Linked DNA regions of Mus musculus: region 2 is linked to region 1. Evidence: chromatin loops called from intact Hi-C (ENCODE). Cell type or tissue: heart. All regions are shown on one strand. Links, peaks and the distances in the headings refer to the core of each region. The heading gives the core; the rest is flanking DNA. Region 1 holds the start of Septin6 (septin 6). Region 2 overlaps Septin6 (septin 6).

Region 1 (11,459 bases), core at 2,378-10,377:
AATCTTCCCTCAGCTAGAGCTTGACATTACAGCTCATTTAAAATGGCATGGCTTCCTTATGCAGCGTCACCAATTAGCCACAAGTCAATATGCCCCCAGGTGATGGGACATACTTTACAAAGTATGTGTGACTTGAGTATGCCAAAGTCAATGGTTACAATTTTTAATTTTTTCCAACAAGAACAACATACCATGACTAGTTACTTTGAGGTCCTTCCTGGCCAGGTAACTATAAAGCCATGTGTTCTAGTTTGCTTTTCTGTTGCTGTGATAAACACCATGACTCAAAGCAACTGAGGGAGAAAAAGGCTTCTTTCAGTTTACACTTCCAGGTCACACAATCCATCACTGAGGGAAGTTAGGACAAGAAGTCAAGAAAGACCTGAAGCAGAAAGCAAGGAGAAATGCTATTCACTGGCTCCCTCACTGACTTCTGGCCAGCTGATTTTCTCATATGGCCAGGACCAAGGGCAGTACTACCCATAGCGGGCTAGACTTCCTACATCAGTTAGCAATCATGACAATACACTACAAGTAATTCTTCAATTGAGAGTCCCCTTTTCCCAGGTCTCTCTAGGTTATGCCAAGTTGACCATAAAAAACAGACAAACAAACAAACAAACAAACAAACAAGCAGGACACCAGTCACCAATTTACAAGGTACTTAAACTCTGTCTGCTAGAGTAGATAAAATACTTGATCAAGTGATAGAAATGTAGATTCAACTTTGAAAGGAAGGATATAGGCTACCTAGAAATGCCGTCTGCATATCTGAAATACTTAGTGGAGGGGCTAGGGATGTGGGTCACTTGATTTTTAGTGCTTGCCTAGTTTAGTGCTTGAGTTCAATCCTAGCATATTATAAATGGGATATTTTGATACACACCTGTGTGGTCTCAGCACTTGGGAGGTAGAGGCAGGAAAACTAAAAGTGCAAGGTTATCCTCAGCTACATAGGGAGTTCCTGCTTTACCTAGAATGTTCTTGCTGCTCTTCTTGCAGACTCCTATGTAATTTTCAGATCTCAATTCAAACATCATTTCAACCATGGAGACTCATATACTAAACTACCAGGCTAAGTTCCATCAGTCTTTAACCTCTTTCTCTCCCACTCCCTCTACTCTCAAGGTACCCAAAACATCCACCCCCTTTTTTTGCTCATTCATTCATTTATTTACTTTTGCTAAATATGTATTTACTTATTCTGGGGGGAGGAGGGGACATGAGCATGCCACAGTGCATGTGTGGAGCCTTTAACATATTGGCCTTTTGGGGGTAGTTAAGATCTAGCTATAGTAATGGGTATCATGATGTTTTCATACATGTATACGTTGTTTAAGTTCAGGTAAACACACACACATTTTGAATGATAAATATCAAATGTTTATCATTCTATTATGGTGAGAACATCCAAAATCATTTCATCTTTTTGAAATGTACAGTTCATTATTATTATATATAGTAACACCATTGCATAATAACACACCAAAACTTTTGGGGGGCACTGCTGTGGATTTAATCCAGAGCCCAATGCATGTTAAAGAAAAGCTCTATTACTGAAATGCATTCCTAGCGCTAGAGTTTTTTTTTTTTCCTTTTTAGAATTTTGAACTTTTTGTTGTTTTCTTTTTAGACAAGGTCTCATGTAGCCAAGGTTGACCTCCAACTTGCCTTGTAGTTGAGGGTGACCTTGATGATTTTTCTGCCTTTATTCCCTAGTACTGGGATTACAGGTATGCACCCCATGCCTAGCTTTCGAGCATCCTGCTTTTTCTAACTGTAACTTAGTACCCAGTTTATTGGCCTTTCCATATCCCCACTTCCTCTTCTAATGCACATTAAGTATCACCCACTAAGACACATGGATAGACTAGGCATGCTGGCTCTTGCCCATAATCCCAGCACTCAGGTAGTGACAGGAAGGTCAGAACTTCATGATCAGAATGGAGAGATGGCTTATCTGTAAGGAGTATTTGTTGCTCTTTCAGGGGGCCTGAGTTTTCTTCTCATGTTGAACTTTAACAATCTGTAACTCTAATTCCAGGGGATCCAACACTCTCCTGGCCTCTGAGGATCTCTGCACAATATGGAATACACTCACACAGATACATGCATACAGATACATAAAAATAAATATTTTAAAAATTCAATGTTATAATTATATTACATTCTAAAAAATAGTTCACGATCACAGGGCTTCACATTGATGATGTCATCTAATCCTAATCACTTCCTCGAGGCCTCACCTCTAAACGCATGCTGGGATTACATGTACACCTTCTCAATATCTCACAAAGGGGACTACATTTTAACATAAGTTTTTGAATGGGCCGACCACAGCAAATAGCATCCTGAGACCTGTCAGTGTACTTGGGAGTACTAACTGCTTCAATCATTCTCTGCTCCAAATTCCTTTTTCCTAGCTGAAGGCAGAGTGACCTTTTCAAATTGCAAATGGGCTCCCGTCACTTCCTCATTCCAAAGTCAACAGCTCCTCCCATCGAAGGACCATTTCTCTACCAGGTTCAGGTAGCACAGCATCTGGGTATCATGGTGTCCTTTCTAGAATGCCATAAAATAATTGATATATTAAATTATACCATGTGAAATAAAATGATTTTTTTCTATAAAACACTTCTATGAACAAAAAATATGTCTACATTATGTGTGTGCAATATAAAAATCGTAGCCACAAGCACAGATGTCCATGAAAAAACTAAACTGTTGAATTAAGCATGTTCAGCACTGGGATGGCCTGTCTATTATTCAGTTACTACTCATTCGTTCATCTTGTGCTTGCTAGCTGGTAAGTGGGAGCGTCTCTCAAATATTTAGGGAAGATTTACATTTAAAAAAATTAAAATAGAGAAAATTCTACCCATTCACCTTCTTTTTTCATTTCTCTAGGAGCATCTCATTTGTGGCAGACACACATTGAGACACTGGATGGGCGTTCTCCTTAGACAGCACAGCCTGAGCACCTCCATTCTGGAGCAAAAAGCCCAAGCAATTTGCTACCATTAACACAGCTCTTCCAGACATGGTCCCATCTTATCTTGCTGTCTCTAAAGCTATTTGGCTCCTGGTCCCACCCCTTCTGTTTAAGATCTGGAATTTCTTAAACCTTCTCTTCCTCTCTTTTTTATTTGTTTATTTTTCTTTGCTGTACTGAAAAATCAAACCCAGGGCCTCGTGCATGCTGACACTGAACTATATCCACAACGCGGACTCCTTCCCGCCTTCATCCTTTCTTTCCTCCCTTACTTCCTTTTTATTCTCCCAAATTGTATTTATTAGTGCATGCCTGCATGCATGTGTGTGAAGGTGCACTTGTGCCATGGCACACATGTGGAGATTAGAGGACAACTCTCAGGAGTCAGTTCTCTCATATGACCTCATAGAATTAATTAAGGTTATTAGTGCCTCGACTTGTTCACCCATCCAGCTGACTTCCTTATTTATATCCTTCTTTAAAAGGGGTGTGTGCGTGTGTGTGTGTGTGTGTGTGTGTGTGTGTGTGTGTGTGTAATGTGTAGTGTGTATATTCCATGGTGTGCTTGTGGTGATCAGAAGACCAAATGTAAGACTTGGTTCTCGCCTTCTACTATGTAGATCCCAGAATTGAACTCAGGGTTCAAGAAGCTGTTCCTTTATCTGCTGAGCCATCTCTGTGGTACCTCATGTTCTTAGGTATGCTTTTATTACGATTTAAGATAGGGTGTCCTTTCAGGAACACTACTAATTGTGCTTTCACAGAAAGTGAGTGCTGAAAAAAAAAAGATAGGGTGTCCTGTAACCAAGGCTGACCTTGAATTCACTATGTAGTTGACCGTGACCTTGAACTCCTAATCCTCCTGCCTCACCTTCCAAGTGTCAGGATTTACAGTGCCCATGAGTCCAAAAATTCATCTTTACCAGAAGCCTCCTCACAAAAAGCCTCCCCTATTCCTTCTTTAAAAAAATAACGGAGACAGAATCTCACTCAGCCCAGCTTGCCTTGAACTTGACTTGTAGCTGGAATAACCTTGAATATGCAGTTCTCCTGCTTTCCCCTTCTGAAGTACTGAGAGCATGAGTAAGTAGAGATACTACACCTGATTTATGTGGTGCTGGAAATCAGATCCAGGCTTTCCTGTATGCTAGGCAGGTGCTCTACCAACTCAATTAACTGCCCAGCCTCTCCCCCTAACCTCTGCTCTTGTTTTTGTGTTTAATTTCCCAAAGTTTTTTTTCCCTATCACAAAAGGAGGAGAGAAGAAACAAAACTTACCAATTGACCATTTATGATATCTCTTCTCTCTTCTCAGTCTTCCTGCCTCCCCTGTGCCTGAGAAGATAAGCCAGACTGAAAAGATTGAGAAGCACGGACTCAAACCAGTTCCAAAACTCCTGTAGAACTGAACGGTCTTTGTAATGGCAGACAGCAGGTAAGGAAGCAACAAGGGCATTGCAGGGGATTTGAATTACATACTCTATCTCAGGCTGGGAGGTCGTGCATTGTACAAAGATCTTGTTCAGGTTCTCATCCCCTCTAGGGACAGGCAGCTGAGTGTGCTACTTCCGTAGGGCACCAAGGTATCTGTGCTGAAGTGTCCCCAGTGCTCTGATGTCTTATGTGGGATGTGTATGTAGGGGCTAGAGGCAGGCATGACTCTTCACAGGGTCCCCACAACCTCCATCCAGCACAACCCTCCTTGTAGCAGCTCTTAAGTCTGTTTTCAACCAAATCCCATGCCAGTAACAGAGCTCGGCCCAGGCCCTTTGTCATCTACTATGTGCCAGCCTTTGTCAGGGGAAGACTCAAAGGCTACCTACTGGAGGCCTAGCCTGGAAGCAGCCAGCGCCTCTGCTTCCCCACCCCCATCCGGTTGAGGCCCAAACCTTAAAGCAGTTCCTCAATTTTAGTCTTGGCTTTATATGTTTGTACTACATCAGTCCAGGGCCTAGGCCTTCCCCCAAGTGGTCCTGGGGGTCTCAGAAATTACAGCTGCTTCTCTTCCTTGATACCGTCACCCACCCTGTGGCCTCTGACTGTTCCAGGCTCTTCTCTTTTAGCCCACTCTCTTGAGTATCTAGAACATTGATGAAACAGGGATCACTTAATGGGATCCTGCTTTCAGCACTGGGGACACGTTTCAGAGAGTCCTTGTGCTCAGGATGTAGAGGTTACTTGAAGAGTCCCCGAGAGAACACGAGAAGCATTCACTGCTGGGTGCAGTGCAGGACCAGGGCAGTTCTATTGTAGACACTTTGGTTCCCTGCTTCTGCTCTCCCTATACTTTCTAGGCCTGGTCTTTGTGTGAGATCCCTCTCCCTGGTTCTTTCTTGTTTTCTGCTGTCCCCTCCTCAGGAGAGAGACCTAAGATCCTATCGTTCTGAAGTGGGGGCCTCCTGGGCCTTTGAGAAACCATATCTCACCAAGTTCATCAATCATACGGAGCCAACAAAAAAGCCAATCCCAAGACAGAGAGAGAGAGAAGAGGAGAGGGGTGGACTCCAAGGCTAGGGAGGTGGGAAGCATGCCAGGAAGAGGGCCACCAATGGCAGTTGTCTGGGAGGAAAAGGAGAGCAGGCAGGCATCTTTCTAGCCTTTGGATGTTATGAGCTGTCCCAGGTCAGCCATATGGTCCTGGGATGAATAAGTATTGAGGAACGATTGGAACTGGACAGAATGATTACCCCTCCTGTATCTGCATCTGCCTCAACAGAGCTAGAGACCTTCAGTTCCCATTCTTAGACTCCCTTCTGGCTTCTAACCTAAAAGGTGGGATGTTCTGCATCCCTGTTCGCCCTGTTCATACTGAGAGGAGGGACCAGAGTGGGACCAGTGACGTCAGTTTCTATTTGGTACAGTAGTGGAGAGCTGGGCTCCTACTGCACCTCAGGACAGGAGCGATGTCCTCCACAAGTCCCAGCTCAGTTGTGGGGCTGCACTGCAGCTCCCCAGTTAATGCTCCATTTCTAAGCTGTAATGTGGTGGCGCTGCAGGTGCTGCAACCCCTGTCCTGCCACCGCCCCTCCCCAACCCAAGGAGATAACAGGATTAGTTAGGGTAGACTACGGGAAAGCACTGACACTCCAGAGACCAATGCTCCCACCCAGGCACCCAGGGTTCTCAGTTGGGAGCACAAGAGGTTATGGGGGCTGGGAAAAGAAAGCGGACTGCAGATCTCAGCCTAGGAGCAAAGAGTAGGAGGGGGAGGAGCCAGGACACCCTTCCAGCCTCAGGTCTGGGGGCTCAGGGATGTAAAGGAAAACAGGGTGTGTGTGTGTGTGTGTGTGTGTGTGTGTGTGTGTGTGTGTGTGACAATTCAGCAGAGGTCGGGACGTACCACGGAGCCCAGTAGCGGCAGGGAGGGGGGGGGGCGGAGGACGTGGTCACCGAGGGGAGCCCCCGCCCCCTTCACAGAGGCCGAGACTCGGGTTGCAGAGAGAACTGGAACTGGGCTCGCCCTAGGGGAAGGCAGCGCGGCCAATCCGTCCCCTCCCCACACCTACTCTGAGGGGGTGGGTGATAGAGGAGAGGTTGGGGTTGGAGCAGCGGTGAGGGGGCCCCTCCCTGGCACCTCCCTCCACCAGACTTGGTCGCGCCCGAAGTGTAACACTTTCTCTTTGTCGGAGGAGCTCTTCTGTTTCCTGTGCAGCAGCTCCCGTTGCGGAGGCACCCGAAGCAGCCCTGGCGGACCAAGGAGCGATGGCAGCGGCCGATATAGCTCGCCAGGTGGTGAGTGTAGGGCTTGGATACCAGTCCCCGGGCTAGGGGTTGAGGGTGTGGGGCTGGGGACGGCCGAGCAGACTTGGTTGCGGCTCGACTACCACCACTACCACGAGGAGGGCAATGGGGTAGCATCCAGGAGCAAAGAGGCAAGGCGGGACTTTTTGCTCCTGGGGTCAGCGGCTCAGTCTACTCTCCCCGCAGCATGTCCTGGAGACCTGTGTTGGCGGGAGGGTGGGGGGGCGGGAGGGTTGGAGAAGCATACTGGCGGGCAGCTGAACTTGCATCGCCGGAGAGAGCTGCAGTGAGCGCCTCCGCCTCCCTTGCTGCAGCTGCGGCCCCGCCGCTGGGGCGTTGCCGAATGAATGGCAGCATGGGTCTGGAGCCCTCCGGGGCCCCTGTCCTCTTAGCTTGGGAGCGCCCCTGCCACAGCTGCCTGCTGGGACTCCAGCTTGCTCAGATAGAGGGGCGCGGAGCTGGGGGGTAGCCCGGGACCTAAGGCAGAGTGTGGTGAGGGGGGCGGGGAGGTGACTAGCTGGAGTAGGGTTTCTCCATATGCATTATATACGTGACTGCGTCTGTATGGGTATCAGCGTGTGCGCATATATGTGCATGCGCGCCCTCCTGCCTTCCCCGTGGCAGGGTTATGTGACCCTAAATGAGTTGGCCTGTTTCTGTGTGCTCACCTCTACGGTGTGTGTCCCTGTGTTCCAATGCTGTGTCCACTTGTGCTGTGTCCCACGGGGTCCCATTTGTGTATCTGTGGAAGGGAGGGAGGGATGCAGTTTATCCCAGCCTGTAGGTGGCTGGTTGGGTATTTTGGCACGTTCCTGGACGGTTCCCTGAGCGTCGGTCTTGGGTTCAGTGTACATGGGTTTATATGCTAAAACCTGTGGCGCTAACATCTTTCTGTAGAGACCAACGAGAACAGTGTGAGACTTGCAGAAGCAGTGTTCTCTCTTTCGGTAGCGATCAACTCTGGAGGAAAAAAAAAATCATCTTAAAAAACTAAAGTTTTCCAGCCTGGGATGTGCAGAGAAATCATACCCAGGAACCCGAGGTTCCATGTTTGTTTGTTTTAGGTCTGAAGTTTGCTTACAAAGATGAAAAGTGGTGACAATTCCACCAGCGCATCAGCACAATAAGCTGAAGCAGAATGAGGTAGAAGGCAGCCAGGCATAGCCCACTACCCCAAATACTGCTGGATGAAAAATGATAACCCTGTAACCTCCCATTTATGAACAGCCTGTGCAATGAGACTCCTGTGCAAAAGGAGGGGGTGGGGAGCAGCCTCTGGGGAGTTGGTGTAATTGCAATTGATTTGTTGTCTAAATCTGAGTCTCCAATCTGATAGCATTTTCTCTACAGATAAAGAAGTTTATTCCATTTCCTGTCTGGCTTTGGAAGGACGGGGTGGTTTATTCGAAACCTAATCCACCCCGTGTACAGCCCAGCCTTATGCAGCCATGGTGTAGAAGGTAGAGGCAGTTGTGAGACGCTGCTTGACAATGATGGAATTTGAGAGATTTCTCAAGATTGATGCTGTGATATTTGTTGCTTCTAGTGTTTTGAGGACAACCAGGGTGACTTTCTTATCTGCATTCTAAAGATGCTATAGTTTTAAGAAGATGAATCCATCTCCTGGCTTATACTTGCTCTATCCTTAGTGACAAAAACAAAAAACCCACAACACTATAATGATTTTTTTTCTTGCTTTAATGAATTTGCATTGACCTGCCCTCACCTCACCAGTCTCCCTTGCCTGGATTAGGATTGCAAGGCTGATGATGGTGAGGGAGAAGATTCCAGAAGGTTGCTTCACCTTAGGCACAACTCCAACAATCCAGAGATCACCTTTGTTCTGCAGATGGGGAGGGCAGCAAGGGGGTGGTTTGGGGGTGTCCCTTGATTTTGCTTTGGGGTGGCTCCACTTTGCTCTGGCTGGCCTTACCACATTGTAAACTGAAAAACATAATTGTATGGCAAATTCTGGAGCAGACCGAGCATTTGAGACTTTGTTATCATGATAAGTGGGTCTCTGGGAAAACTGACGTCACTCTCCATGCTTCCCTCCCTCAAGCCAGCGAAGCTCTTATTTATGTGTCATTTGTCTCTCTGCTTTCCTTTGTGTCTGCAAAAAGTTGTAATTCACCAGGGGAAGCTGGAATTAACTCAAGAGTCTTTGGGTGGCTCGTTGCTTCTGGTTTCTTCAAAGGAGCATGTGTCTAGGGCTTGGGAAGAGAAGACCAGCGAGCCAGGCTATGTGTGGCAAATTTAGAAGTTCTTCTTAGTAAATTCTGAGGCATGGTGAGAGACTGTCTTGGTATGTGTGTTTCAGCGTCTTCACGGATTCCCTGGAGGGTCACTGCCATCAAACATTGTTAGTGGTAAACCTGGCACGGCAGTTGTTGGGCAGGGCCTACATTTGGCCCTTTGGAAATTTGTAATTCAGTTGCATCTCATCTGAATGAACTCCAGAAATGATTCTGCATGAGAGCCCTATGCAAAGTGTACTTGTTTGACTGATGTGAATAGTACTATACAACCAGCCCTTGTCAACCATACCAAAAAAAAAGTAGCATACATGGCTTTCAAGGTTCTAGCCTAGTTGGAGACACACATTGTGGATACTGAGGTAATTAAAGAACTAATAAAAAGTTCCCTGGGGTGTGTCCCACCTATGAGGTGACTTGAACTGTCATTGTTCTGTATTTTGAGAGGTTACGTGCCTGACTCGTTCAGGGTGACCTAGGAGGGCACAGTACAGTCAACTAAAAGCTCTATCTCTTGGCTCAATGTTGCAGTTTTAGTTCAGACTGTAAGTACTGTGCTTTGGAAATCACTAGGCTTGAACAGATCGTACCCACAATGAGAACAGTGTTGCTTTTACCAGTTACAATCAGGCCACTGCCCCTAATGAGCCATCTTGCAAGGACAGCAAGAGTTGCCATAAGCCAGGGTTGTCCTGGAGCAGCTGGCCTCCAGTTGCCACCTGCCATTGAGAAGAAGACTGCTTCTGCATTCTGGTCTTACAATTAGTGATAATTATCTAATACATCTGTTTGTTTGTTTGAGTTGAGACAGACTTTTACCTGTCAGCTATGGTTCCCCTAGAACCCCTGCCTCAGGTGCTCTGGACAGCAGTTAACTCATGGTTTCCCTCTTGAAGCTCCTCCTTAATTCTTTATCACTAAAAGTAATAATTGTATCCCACCCCCAAAAAAAAAGAAGGAAAAGGAAAAACTAAACCCCATAGATCTACCCAAGGACACAGTGCTGAAGAAAGTTTACATGGCCCCAAATAGTGAAAAGGTGTTGAATCCAAGTCAAGGGAATATGGGCAAACATAGTTTCCCAACTTTGCTGTGCCTTTAAGGGTTGCCAAAAAGGTTAGAGGAGCCAGATGTGGTGGTGCACACCTTAGAGATCTCTGTGAATTTGAGGCCAGCCTGCTCTACAAAGCAAGTTTTAGTACAGCAACGGCTACACAGAGAAACTCTGAAGGGAGGGAAGGAGGGAAGAAGAGAGAGAGAGAGAGAGAGAGAGAGAGAGAGAGAGATTGGAGGAATACTACAGCACTAACCCTCTGTGTATGACTTCTTTCTTCAAAGGAGTTTCCAGTTTATTGTTGGTGGAGGCAGACACAAATCTTTATGTAGGGCTGATAAGAGGGCTCAGTGGTTAAAAAACACTTATCATGAAAGTCTGAAATTTGAGTTTGATCCCTAGAATATGCAGAATCAACGACCCTCTGACCTCTGCACAAATACCATAGAATGCAAATCGCCCCCCTGTGGGCCTGTGTGTACACACACACATTTGCACAATAACAAAGTGTTTACAAATCCATATTTAGTTATCATTATCCTAAGTGCTAAAGAGAAGGGCTACTGCCTGCCATGAGAAGTCATTACAGGGAACCTAATTCAGCCATGGATGAAGGCTGTAAATGATAGGAGAGGCCTCCTGAGGGCTTCTGGATAGGAAAAGGGTAGCTGTGAAGATGGGTGAGATCACACTTCTGCCACTTGCTTGGGAACAGTTCATTTGTCAATTCATCCACTGCTGTTTTCATTCATTCTCCACCATTTATTTATCGGGCACAGACTCTGGCAGATCCCATGCCAAGTGCTGGAAGTGTAGTGGTGGCCAAGGCAAGAAGGAACTCTGCCCCCTTGCAGAACTGCCAAATGAGGCAGGAACGAGCCCTGTTTCCTCTTGACATTTTAACTCCAAGAACTGTGAGTGGTAGTGGTGTATTTATTTACAAAACTTCATGACACTACACTAATAGGCCTGTGTAATAAAACGAAAATTTGATCTGCAATCATATGCATAGCATTTACTTTGTGGAGTGTCTGATATAAAATTTCTATTAATTGCTGGTTGTGTTACCAGTATGTCCCCTCCCCCCACACCTTGTTTCTGTAAGGGAAGAGCACCATTGCTTTAACTTGAGCAAAACTAATTTGCAAAGTTAGTCTGCTAGAGGAAAATACAAGCACTAATACAAAATTCAATAGTTCTGACTTCCAGGCTTGCTGGGACTTTTGGATTGTCAGTGCCATGGCTTCATATTAGCATGAACAAGCGAGAAAACCTTTATTCACAGATGTGTTGAAAGTATATTCAAGACACTTGGAGAGAAGAAAAGGGGATGGGGAAGGAAAAAGGATAGCATGCATAGATGTAAGATGCTCAGCTTTCTTGAAATGCTTCCGTCTGTATGACTTCATTTTCCCCA
Region 2 (11,459 bases), core at 1,219-9,218, 60 kb after region 1:
TTTTCAGCTGTGCTCTCATACTCTAGGAAGGAAGGGAGCAGCAATGCCAGTAGCTGTACACAACCCTTTCTGATGCTCATCTACCTCCAGCCGGCAGCAACTGTGACTGTGGCTATAGCCACCTGCTCCTGCTCCTGCTCCTGCTCCTGCTCCTGCTCCTGCTCCTGCTCCTGCTCCTCCTGCTCCTCCTGCTCCTCCTCCTGCTCCTCCTCCTGCTCCTCCTGCTCCTGCTCCTCCTCCTCCTGCTGCTCCTGCTCCTCCCTGCTCCTGCTCCTCCTCCTGCTCCTGCTCCTGCTCCTCCTCCTGCTCCTGCTCCTGCTCCTCCTCCTGCTCCTCCTGCTCCTGCTCCTCCTCCTGCTCCTGCTCCTGCTCCTCCTGCTCCTGCTCCTGCTCCTCCTGCTCCTGCTCCTGCTCCTGCTCCTGCTCCTCCTGCTCCTGCTCCTGCTCCTGCTCCTGCTCTTGCTCTGTTCCCTATGTGTTAGACCATGCCATTGTTATCTGTTATCTTAAATTCCAGAGCAGGGAGGAGAGAAGGGGGCCTCTTATCCCTACATAGCTGTGGAGCTCTGGAGCTTACTGAATGCCTCCCAGTGCTGATGCAATGAGTGATGTTGTAGAGGGAGCACCCAAAGGCCTGGAGATGAGCAGCAGTTGCATCATGGGGTGCTTGATGCCTTTCTTCTGGAGTTCTGAGTGCTTGTTTGCCTCTGTTCCAGGCCCACCTGCCGTTTGCTGTTGTTGGCAGCACAGAAGAAGTGAAGATAGGCAACAAGATGATGCGGGCTCGGCAGTATCCTTGGGGGACTGTGCAGGGTGAGTCTCCTGTGGATGGGCTGTGCTCAGAGAGCCCCTCCTCTGTGTTTTTGATGCCCCCCTGCCATGATATGACAAGTTCCTAGTTTGTCTCCTGCCTCTGCTACTCAGTTTAGGTCTCAAACAGCCATAGGGGGTCACGAGCAGCAAGCTCTGGCCCTGTGCCTGGATTCTAGGATGTGAGCAGACTCCCTTTGTCTCTAATGAAGAAAATACTCCCTTGTAACTACCTCCAAATACAACAAAAGACAAATGGACTTGGCACAGCATAGAAAGGACTATACAAGTGAGTGTGTCCCTAAGAGAGGCACAAGAATGTTCACAACAGAGAATAATGATAAATTATTACAAACAATGAGGTGTCCATAAAAATAGACTGGATAATTTGTGAAACAGTTATATCATGGGATCTTAGACAGAGGTGAAATTGAATGAGTGATAGCTACGTCTGCATGACTGGATCTCAGAAACACAACGCTGAGCTAAATAAAATCACACAAGCCTGCGTATGATATGAATTCCAGAAGCAAGCTAAAATAACATGATAATATGTTTTTGTGAATTCATGCACAAGTAATGAATGATAAAACAGTTTTAAAACACACACACACACCAAGAGCTGGAACAATGGCTCAGAGGTAAAAAGCACCTGTTATTCTTGCCGAGGACCTGAACTCCATTCTAAGCACCCGAGTCACAAGGGTCACTTCTGCTTTTATCTCCAGCTCCATGGAATCAGAACTTTCTTCTGACTTCTGCAGGCATCTCATGTAAACACACACACTGCAAAAAATATAAATTAAAATAATTCTCTAAAAACAGGACTAGCGTGATGGCTTGTGGGGGAGGGGTAAAGGCATTTTCCTTCAAGCCTGCTGGCCTGAGTTTGATCCCCAGAGGCCACACAGTGGAAGGAAAGAGCTGACATCTGAAGGTTGTCCTCCAACCTTCACATAAGTTCACACATACACACCCACACCCTGTCACACTTAAAATAAATTAAAATTTAAAAATATACAAATGAATGATAAACCCACAGGCAGGATAGCGTTAACGTTTCATTGCCAGAGGAGGCAGGGAATAGAGAGAGGGACATGATATCAAAAAGAGGCCAGCAGGGCCTTCCAAGGTACTGGTAACAGTACTTTCAGTTGTGGAGATATTTAAAAAATTTTTAAATTTAAAACTGCTTTAAATTGCACATACCTATTTCATGGACATATATATATATATATATATATATATATATATATATATATACATACATATATGATTATTTCATAATTTTAAAGAATCAGATATATATTTACATCCATTCATCACAGGTTTTTTGGTAGTGTGCCTCAGACATATTATGCTATGCTATGCTGTGCTATGCTATGCTATGCTATGCTATGCTATGCTATGCAGTTTAGTAGATCATACAAGCTCTAGGACACTGCAGTGGGCAGAAGTTTAAGGATCTGAGTCTATAGCTGTAAACTGTGCCATAGCTGGCAGTTTCTCTGTAAATTCATCCCAACCCTTGGACAAATAATAGAGAGTGGGCACCCAAGAAGAGTAGCATACATCTGTAAGTCCAGCAGTGGGAGGGATGGAGGGGGGCAACTGGGATGAGAGGGTCGTGAGTTCAAAGGCAGCATTGGACAGTGCTTCAAAAAAGCAAAGGTTGGTAGTGAGTTGTGCATCTCGCTCACAAAGGCCAGAATGATTCAAGGCACAGCAAAGACCCACTGACAGTAGCCGGATTTCATTCCTCTTCCTTTTGTGGTGCTGAGGATGGAACTGACTGAGAGCCTCATGCATGCTAGATGAGTGCTCTGTCTTTGAGCTCCATCTCCTGTCTGGATGTCCCATAGGTAAGAGAAGATGGTCAGAGCTGCACTAAATTTTGTGCTTCCCTGCCATTTGGAGCTGGGGGGGGTGTTACAGTAGGAATCTTGGCAAGTGGCTTCTAGACCAAGAGTCACCCTCTTTGGAGTCTGAGGCCTGACAGACAGGAACCTGAGGTGGGAGGAGACAAACCAGCAGACACTACCACCCAACACAGTGGAGAAGACCTGGAAACATCCTGACAGAGCTCTACTTACAACATTGCTCTAGCCAGAAATCCACTTTGCTATGACTTAGTCCAGTGACTTCCATGCCCAACTTAGACTGCCCTGCTCTTATCCCAAACTTTTTTTGGGGGGTGGTAGTGGTTTCAGGGGTTGTTTTGTTTTGTTTTTTACTCCTGAGTTGACTATTCTTTTTGAGTGAAGAAGCAATTGAATACTGCTTGGAAACCTTAAAGAAAACTTAGAATTATTCCTTCTTTCACCACTCCCTCACTTTTTAAACAGGGTTTCATGTAGCCCAAGGTGGTCTTGTATTGACTGTGTAGTTGAGGCTAGCCTTGAATTCCTGACACTCCTGAGCCAACCTCCTAAGTGTTGAAATTACAGGTATACACACACTATCATGCCTGGGTCTGGAATCATTCCTACTGACCAGGGATAGCAGTCCACAGTTGGAGAAGCAGCTACATATATCTTGGTCCTGAGAAGTTACTTTACTGATGCAGCTTGTTATACTAGTTTATGTTCTATGGCAACAGTTCTCAACCCATGGGTCACAACCCTTTGTGGGATCAAATGGCTCTTTCACAGAGGTCACATATCAGATATCCTGCATATCCAATATTTACATTATAATTCATAACAGTAGCAAAATTATAGTTATGAAGTATCAAATAATTTTATGGTTGGTGGTCACCACAACATGAGGAACTGTGATAAAAGGTAGAAGCATTAGGAAGGTTAGGGACCAGTATTCTAAGGCAACAGGTAGGGTTCATGTCATGTAAGGGGCCTTAAGCAGAAAGAGTACATGGACCACCCTGGAGTTTGGACAAATACTTCTGATGACCATATCTGACCATCTATGATGATACAACTATTCTCAACCCTGTCATTCCAGAACCCCTCCTCTCTGTCCCTACTGTCCTCTTCCAGACCCTGAGAGACAGAATCTTGGCTAACTTATCTGTTTATCATCTCAAACACTACTCTCCTCCTGTACATGGCCAAACACTACCACCCAACACAGTGGAGAAGACCTGGAAACATCCTGACAGAGCTCTACTTACAACATTGCTCTAGCCAGAAATCCACTTTGCTATGACTTAGTCCACATCCCTCACCTTCTTGCTCACCATCCAAAATGAATACCTTTGCCCTCAAGGCAAAGAAATGGTACACACTTTCTCCTGCTTAGGATTGCCATGCTCATGCCATTATCCACCCTTGGCAAAAACACCTCTTTGAAAGCTTCTATTTCCCATATGGGCCACCCAGGGGGTCTGCCCCTCCTTGTCCCCACCACCTATTGCTATCCTGGTTCTTTTTCCTTGCTCTTTGGAGACTCTGCCTATGGTCTTTCCCCTACACTATCTGCTTCTGGAGCCTGACTCTGCAACCTGCCCTCCATATAAACTTGCCTAGCCTTTTGGAGGCCTGGTGGGGATTGTGTTCTATTATCTGCTTGATAAATTCTGTTCTTCCTTCCAGAGTCACCCAAGAGGTTGTGTCTATGGGGATGCTACAGTCTCCTGGGAGTTTGTAGGTCCCCCTCTTCTGGGCTTTTATGGCACTGCAACCTTACCTTCATGTTTGTAACTTTGGCTTTGTGTTGTATTGTTCTGTTTACACGTGCTTTCCCACTAAACTGTGGCTTCCTAAAAGCATAGGCCCAAGACTTCATTTCTTAATTCTCAGGGTTACACATAATACTGGGAACTGAGATTCCAGGAATACTTACTGGGGTGCCTGGTTAGACAGATGTGTGTCTGTCTGCGAAGCAGTGCAAAGCAGATATTCCTGTGGAAGTCTGCTTGGTGGCATTAACGCACATTCTTAGATAGTTTCACAGTAGTAAAGTTTTTACTATTGCCCTTTCATAATGTTTCATTCCCAATGTTCACAGGAAATAGAATTAGGTGGTTAAATTTGTAGGCGCCGTATAAACAGGCTGCAAAGCACTGTCACCCTTAGACATTTTACTTCTCACTTCATCCATTTCTTCCTCTGCCGGCCTTCCTTTCCATATCCATCCAATGCCCCAATACCCGCTATGCAGTTGAAAACGAGGCTCACTGCGACTTTGTGAAGCTGCGGGAGATGCTGATTCGGGTCAACATGGAGGATCTGCGGGAGCAGACCCACGCCCGGCACTATGAATTGTACCGCCGCTGTAAGCTGGAGGAGATGGGCTTCAAGGACACCGACCCTGACAGCAAACCATTCAGGTACCTCTTATGCCAGGTCAGGTCAGCCTGCTCTAGCTCAGGAAGCCTTGCCCTGAATAATCAGCAGGGGAAGTGAGGCGTGGAGGTTCACTAACTCCTAGATCACTGGTGCTGCTTGAGTGTTCCCTCTCTATGTCTGCACAGCTGCCAGAACAGCTGGCACCTTGCTTAGAGACACAGACAAAGGAGGGGGCCTGGAGGAACCACTCTGTTGATTGATCACTCACTACTTCAGCCCCTCCCTCCCATGTATAGCTGCTGTAGTGAGCCCTGCTTACACGGACTCGGTGCTGGGGCTTTGTTCTACTGGGTGGCAGTTAGGAACTGCCCTCTGTTCCCACTTTCTTCATCTGGCTCTCGTATTGCTTAAGACAGCTTCCCAATATGTTCTTCCCCAACTTCCCCGTTCTCAAAACCAGATAGGAAAAAGTCAGGCAGAGTGGCGCAGCACTGGAATCCCAGCTCTGGGGAGGCCTAAGCAGAAAGATGGCCATGAGTTTGGGGACAGCCTGGGGTACTTAGCAAGTACTGTACCATAGCTACATAGCAAGAGCATTCCTTTAAAAATAAACAAAAACAAAATGAAGAAGAAAAAAGGGGAGAGCTGGGTATGTGATTTGGTAGTTGAGTGTTTGCCTAGCATGCACAAACTGAGTTTATCCCTAACACCAAATAAATAGATAAGAAAAAAAAAAAAAGACCAAGAAGTAGTTACTTGGCTTGTATTGGTGATTTGCATGATGCTCTCTCTTCCCCACTGCCTTAGCATTTCAGTGTGAGTTTTGTTTTGACCACTGACGATGAATAATCACTGGTGTTTTCCTCAAATCAGAATCTAAAGTGCTTTTCATTATGCAGGTGGGAGCCATAGACCAACGAAAGCATCTGCTCTGTATATACAGTATGCGTCATTATCCCTGCATTTTGAATTAGCATGTGTTGCCCTTTACTGTGGCTCTATCTCCTTTCAGGAAATGTCAGACATCCGTGAGCAAGCCGTGGGGGGGGGGATATCTGTGGGAGGAAAATGCCTTCAAATGGCCCCTGGGATCCCACAGAATCTGTTTATAGCCCAAGGGACCCAGGACACCATACAAGCAGTCCTTTGGGGGATGGCTGCTTTGGGAATGGCAGCTTGCCAGCTCTCTGTGGACAGGCAGGTCAGGGCCCCAGAGCTCCTGAAGTGGAAGGAGCTAGTTTGTCTCTGATGGAATCTCCTGTTTCTCTCCTTCACCTCCGCAGCTTCCATCTGCATCCGGAAGGAGGTGTGCCTCTACCTGGCCACTTAGTCCTGGCCTTTCCTCTCCTCCCCACTTAATACCTGTTCCTGCCTCTTCACCCTCTTCACCAACCCTTCCTGTCCATCTTGTTTGTAAATGCTCCCCACTAAGAGAGTACTTTTTTAGGCCAGTTCCTCACCTGTCAAGAGGTTTGTCTCTGACAGGAAGGAAACAGTTCTGTAGCTCCTGATTATCTTCCTCCTCTCGCTTCCTCAGCCCACTACAATCTGCCTTCTGCCTGCCTCCAGCTCTCTACAAAATTCTCTCCAAGGCCTGCACTTGTGGATTGGTGGCCAATTCCCTTGTGACTTGATTTTTAGCTTTGATTTTAATGTGAAACATTAATTTGGCTTGAGACACCCTGTGCCTTTAGCTCTTGCAGTATTGCCCTGGCCAGCCTTGTCTCTCTCCCTTTCTGTCTTGTTCCTCCTTGCTCTTGCTTTCAAGCTCATTTTCTTTAGCTTCCTCCTCTAAATGTTGGTGCTCCCTCGGGATTCCTTCCACAAGCCTCTGCTCTTTCACACTCCCATCTCTTTGTTCTGGTTCTTTTATTCTCACAGCCCTAATCACCACCAAGCTATCTGATGAATCCAAAGCTAGAATTTTACCTCTGAGCTCTGAACCTATTGATGCAACTGCACCCTGGACATTTCACTCAGGTATCTATGGATACCTGATCTGAAGCTCTAGCAATCTGCCATCTACTCCTTCTTCCTCCTCCTCCTTTTCCAGCATTTCCTGTTGCTATTCCTGTTCTGCCATCTATCTAGTGGCCCAAGGCAGAAACTTGAATCAGATTCTTTTGGGGGTATATTAAGAGTTTATTGTAGATCGTAAGCACTAAGATTCAAAGAAAGGTGCTTGCAAAGAAAGTAAGACACACTTAAGAAAGTAGGTAAGTCTGAGCAGGAAGAGCTGCCAAGAATCAGCCTTGATTTCCCCCACCCAAGTCCTGAGAATTCTTCAGCCCTACTGTTGCTCCAGATCACTCCATTTACTACCAGCCTTTAACATGAAGAGCCTTCCATTTTATACTTGAATTGCTGGAACTTTCCCTTCCTAAAATAGCCAAGTGGACTTTCTCATGTTTTGACTGATGGATAAATACATGTCCACTTTTTAAATGTGGCACCCAAAGCCTGTCTTCTTTTTCCAGACTCAGGAACCTCCCCTCTCACTCCTCCATGGGTCACATGATGTCCCCAGGCCTGTTCAAGTATGACCACATCCCCAGGAACACCAATCTTCACTTGTGTCTTTCTTCTGTCTTTGGAGCACTGGCCTTCACCATGCTGACTCCTAGTATTTAAAAAATAAGTGCAGGTCGGGCAGTTGTCTTAACCTGGGCCTCCCCCCATTACACCCTAAGTTCCTTTAGGACAGGCATGGTGGCTCTGGGCTCTAGATGGTGAGCAGCTAGCATCATGTCTATTCACACTGGTCACTTAGGTGCTAGGTAAAATCTCAGCAAGTGTTTGGTGAAGTGGGAAATCAGTGTGGTCTGTCTCAGAGCCAGGGCCAGGCAGGGCAAGACAGTGGGAGGGAGGGAGGGAGGCCTTAAATGAAAAGACAGGAGACACAGCTTCTGCCTCTAACTAGGTGTGTAATCTTCAGAGACTCACTCTCCTCCATGAGCCACAGTTTCCTCATCTGTAAGAGAGAGACAGAGACAGAGACAGAGACAGAGACAGAGACAGAGACAGAAAAAGTTAGGTCCTATGGCTCCTCCAGTAGCTCTGGAATATTGCTGTTGCATACCAAGCCAGATGTCCTGCCCTGCCCCACCCCACCCCTTTGTGCTTCTCACTTTACATTTCTCTGTCAGAATTAGGGAAGAGAGGGGCCTATTTTCTTGACCAGGGGTTGCCCCAGAGGCAGTGGAATTGACTTGATCCTATCTACAGTTTGCAGGAGACATATGAGGCAAAGAGAAATGAGTTCCTTGGGGAGCTCCAGAAGAAAGAAGAGGAGATGAGGCAGATGTTTGTCCAGAGAGTCAAAGAGAAAGAAGCGGAGCTCAAGGAGGCTGAAAAAGAGGTAAACGTAACTATGGCAAGGGAGGAGAGACTGACTGAGCATGGCAGGAGGGGCCTCAGCCTTGACAGACAGAACTACTAGAAGGGAGAGGGGCTTGTAAGCTTTGGGCAGGACTTGAGTGCAGTTTGGACAGACAGGGAATCTGATGACATCTGTGTCTTCTTGACCTTTATTTCCTAAGGATGGGGCATTTTTCTCATTCTATCCATTATTTAGAGCCATTGTCATCCAACATGGTAGCCACTAGCTGCAGTTGGGCATTTCTTTCCATTTGAATTAATTTATTTATTTAGGTTTTGAAGCAAGGTTTCTATATGTAGCCCAGGCTGGCCTCAAATTTTAGATACTCTTGCTTGAGCCCCATGAGTCTTAGGATTGCAAGCATGTATTACAGTGCCCCAAAATATTTTTTTATTAAGTGACAATAATAATTGCATATATTTATGAAGTATGATGTAACTTTAGTAAGTGTTTATAGTGTAGAATTATTAAATCAGACAAATAAATCAGTCAGTCACTTCATATGTTTATCTTTTTAGTTCTGTTGGAAACATTTACAATCTAAGCCTAGTCTACCCACCAGGCCTATAATCTCAATATGGAAGAGCAGAGAAGGAACCCACGTTCAAGGCTTCCCTGGGCAACTTAGTGAGATGCTGTCTCCAAATAAGAAAAGTTGTAAGGGGGCTAAGAATGTAGCCCAGTGGTAGAGCTCTTGTATAGCATACTTGAGGCCCTAGGTTCAAAATCTCTAGTACTGCTGGGAGTTGGGGCATTTAAAAAATCTACTCTTAGCCATTTTTAAATGCACCATAATATGTAAAGCTTAGCTCCTCTCATAGCTCATTTCAAATGTTCAGTCCTTGTGCAAGTGGTTCAATACAGCCCTAGCACTGACTATAGCACAGGTACGGAGCCTCTCCAGTATCACACAAAGTTCTCTTGGGCAATGGAGGCAGTGCAGTCACAGAAGGGTTGATTCTTTTCCCATTTCCTGGACATTTGGAGTTCTGTAGAGACAAATAATCATTTTCATGGTTGGCCTGCCCCATCCTACCTTCTCTGATAACTGTAGAAAAATGTAGTCCTGCACCATCTTAGATAAAATGATGAAATCTAAGATGATGACAGTGGGAGTATTTCTTGTTCACTTAGATTTCCTACTCTGTCCTCTTGATTATTTATTTATTTATTTATTTTGGTTTGGATGTATATTTATTTGATGTGGGGCTGGGGTGGAATGAACTCAGGCATTCCACATACTAGATAAGTGCCCTACCATTGGTTGTCACGCCTAACACCTTCATCTTGGTTTAGAGTGGGAAAAAAAAAAAAAAGAAATCACTGCAATTCTAGCTGGTTTTGAAACCAAGATCTGATGGTCCTTTCTAAGCATTGTGAGCTGGCCAGATGTCTCAGTGGGTAAAAGTGTATGCCAGTCAATCTTGACAAACTGAACTCAATTCCTGGAATTGACATAAAAGCTGGATACCAGTGGCACCCATCTGTAATCCTAGCACCGTGATGGTGAACTAGAAGGCCAAGACAATAGAATCACCTGGAAGTTCATAAGCAGCTAGTATAGGGCATGCTGTATGGCCGAGACAATATTGGCACAAGGTGGGAAGAGAGAACCAACTCCCCAAAGTTTTCCTCTGATTTCCATATGCATGCTATGACACATGGACACACCACCATCATCATCACCATCAATTTTCACCTTATTTTATGTGCATGGGTGGGTTTTTTTGCCTGATTGCATGTCTTTGTATCACTTGTGTACCTGGTGCCCAAGGAGGCCATAAGAGGGCATTGCATTGATCCTCTGGAACTGGAGTTCCAGATGATTGTAAACTGCCAAGTGGGTGCTGGAGATCCAAATCGAACCTTCTAGAAAAGCAGAAAGTGCTTTTAACCATTGAGCCACCCTCTAGCCCATAATAGTAATAAGTTCTTTAAGAAAGAATTAAACATATGCAGTTATTCCAAGGCTCCTATACCAGTTCACCTCCTGATGCCAGAGTAATTATCCTAAGGTTCAGTTTAAAAATATCAGCCAGTGTTTCCCTTCTGGGCCCTAGTTGCTTCTTTGGTCTTGTGATAAAGACCTACCTGAGAAAAGCAACTTAAAGACGTACTCTTTGGCTCACAATTCATTGTGGTAACAGAAGCATAATGTAGCTGGTCACTTTGTGGGAGGACAGAGCGGGGCAGAGACTGTTGATACTCAGATCATTTTCTCCCTTTAATTCAGTTCAAGACCCCAGCTCATTGAATAGTGCCACTGACTTTCAAACTGGGTCTTTCCACCTCAGTTAGCCCAATCTAGATACTCCTTTATAGACACATCAGAGGCTAGTTTCCATGGTGATTATAAATCACCCATCAAGTTGACAGTCAAAATTAGTCATCACTACCCTCAAAAACATAAACAGGGGATATAATTAATCCCCGAATCTGTTAACCTTTGATTTCCTTTGACTCTCCAAGGTTATCACCAAAGCTTGTGGCAAAGGTATTGGTTTTATTTCAGTTTTACTTTAAGAAGAAAAAAATGTTACCCACTACCTTTAGGAAGAGTGGTATGGGCATCTTAAAGAGAAATGAATAAAAGTTGAATGAAGTAAAGCTCGTTTAAAGCAACTGATGCTCCCCTTAAGTGATTAGGAGAAGCTGGTTTAGACAGCCAACTCATCCATTGCCATACCTTCCTAGGCACCAGTCCCAAATGCCCACACCACCTAGACAACTGACCTGTAGTCTGCACCGCAAATGCTACAGAGTGCAACATTTCCTCCTGAATCCCCAGGAGAAAGAAAAATTATGCTTGGCATATTTATTAAGGTTATTTTCTGCATTCTAGTAGTGTGACTGCCTGTGCTTCAGGCTCTCTGAGCCACTTGTCACAATGGCCTTCCTTGCCTCTGGTTAAGACTGAGGTCTCAGGTCTGTAGAGATGGCTTAGCAGTTAAGAGCACTTGTTGCTCTTGCAGATGACCAGGGTTTAGATCCCAGCTCCATGTATGGTGACTCACAACTTAATA

What was found. Hi-C counts contacts between places; a loop is a spot of excess contacts. Peaks named below come from ENCODE experiments on the same cell type or tissue, not always from the same donor. Only the 100,000 strongest peaks of a DNase experiment are listed, where the experiment ranks them.
Region 2: it touches region 1 in a loop (2.8-fold over the local background); 10 of 42 quality-filtered maps call a loop at or near these places.

What each region holds. Positions count from the first base shown.
Region 1 is chrX:36,984,644-36,996,102 of GRCm38, reverse strand. It overlaps Septin6 (septin 6), which reads left to right and starts at 6,408. Exons shown (of 10, transcript NM_019942.5): 1 at 6,408-6,724. The coding sequence starts at 6,695. In heart, for the core only: no CTCF peak of the experiment used is centred there; a DNase peak (open chromatin) is centred at 6,482; H3K4me3 peaks cover 2,143 bases; H3K27ac peaks cover 1,360 bases.
Region 2 is chrX:36,923,738-36,935,196 of GRCm38, reverse strand. It overlaps Septin6 (septin 6), which reads left to right. Exons shown (of 10, transcript NM_019942.5): 6 at 717-813; 7 at 4,930-5,098; 8 at 8,283-8,415. Among named protein-coding and RNA genes, the nearest start is that of Gm15008, 19 kb to the right of the region's middle. In heart, for the core only: a CTCF peak has its summit at 4,431; a DNase peak (open chromatin) is centred at 6,206.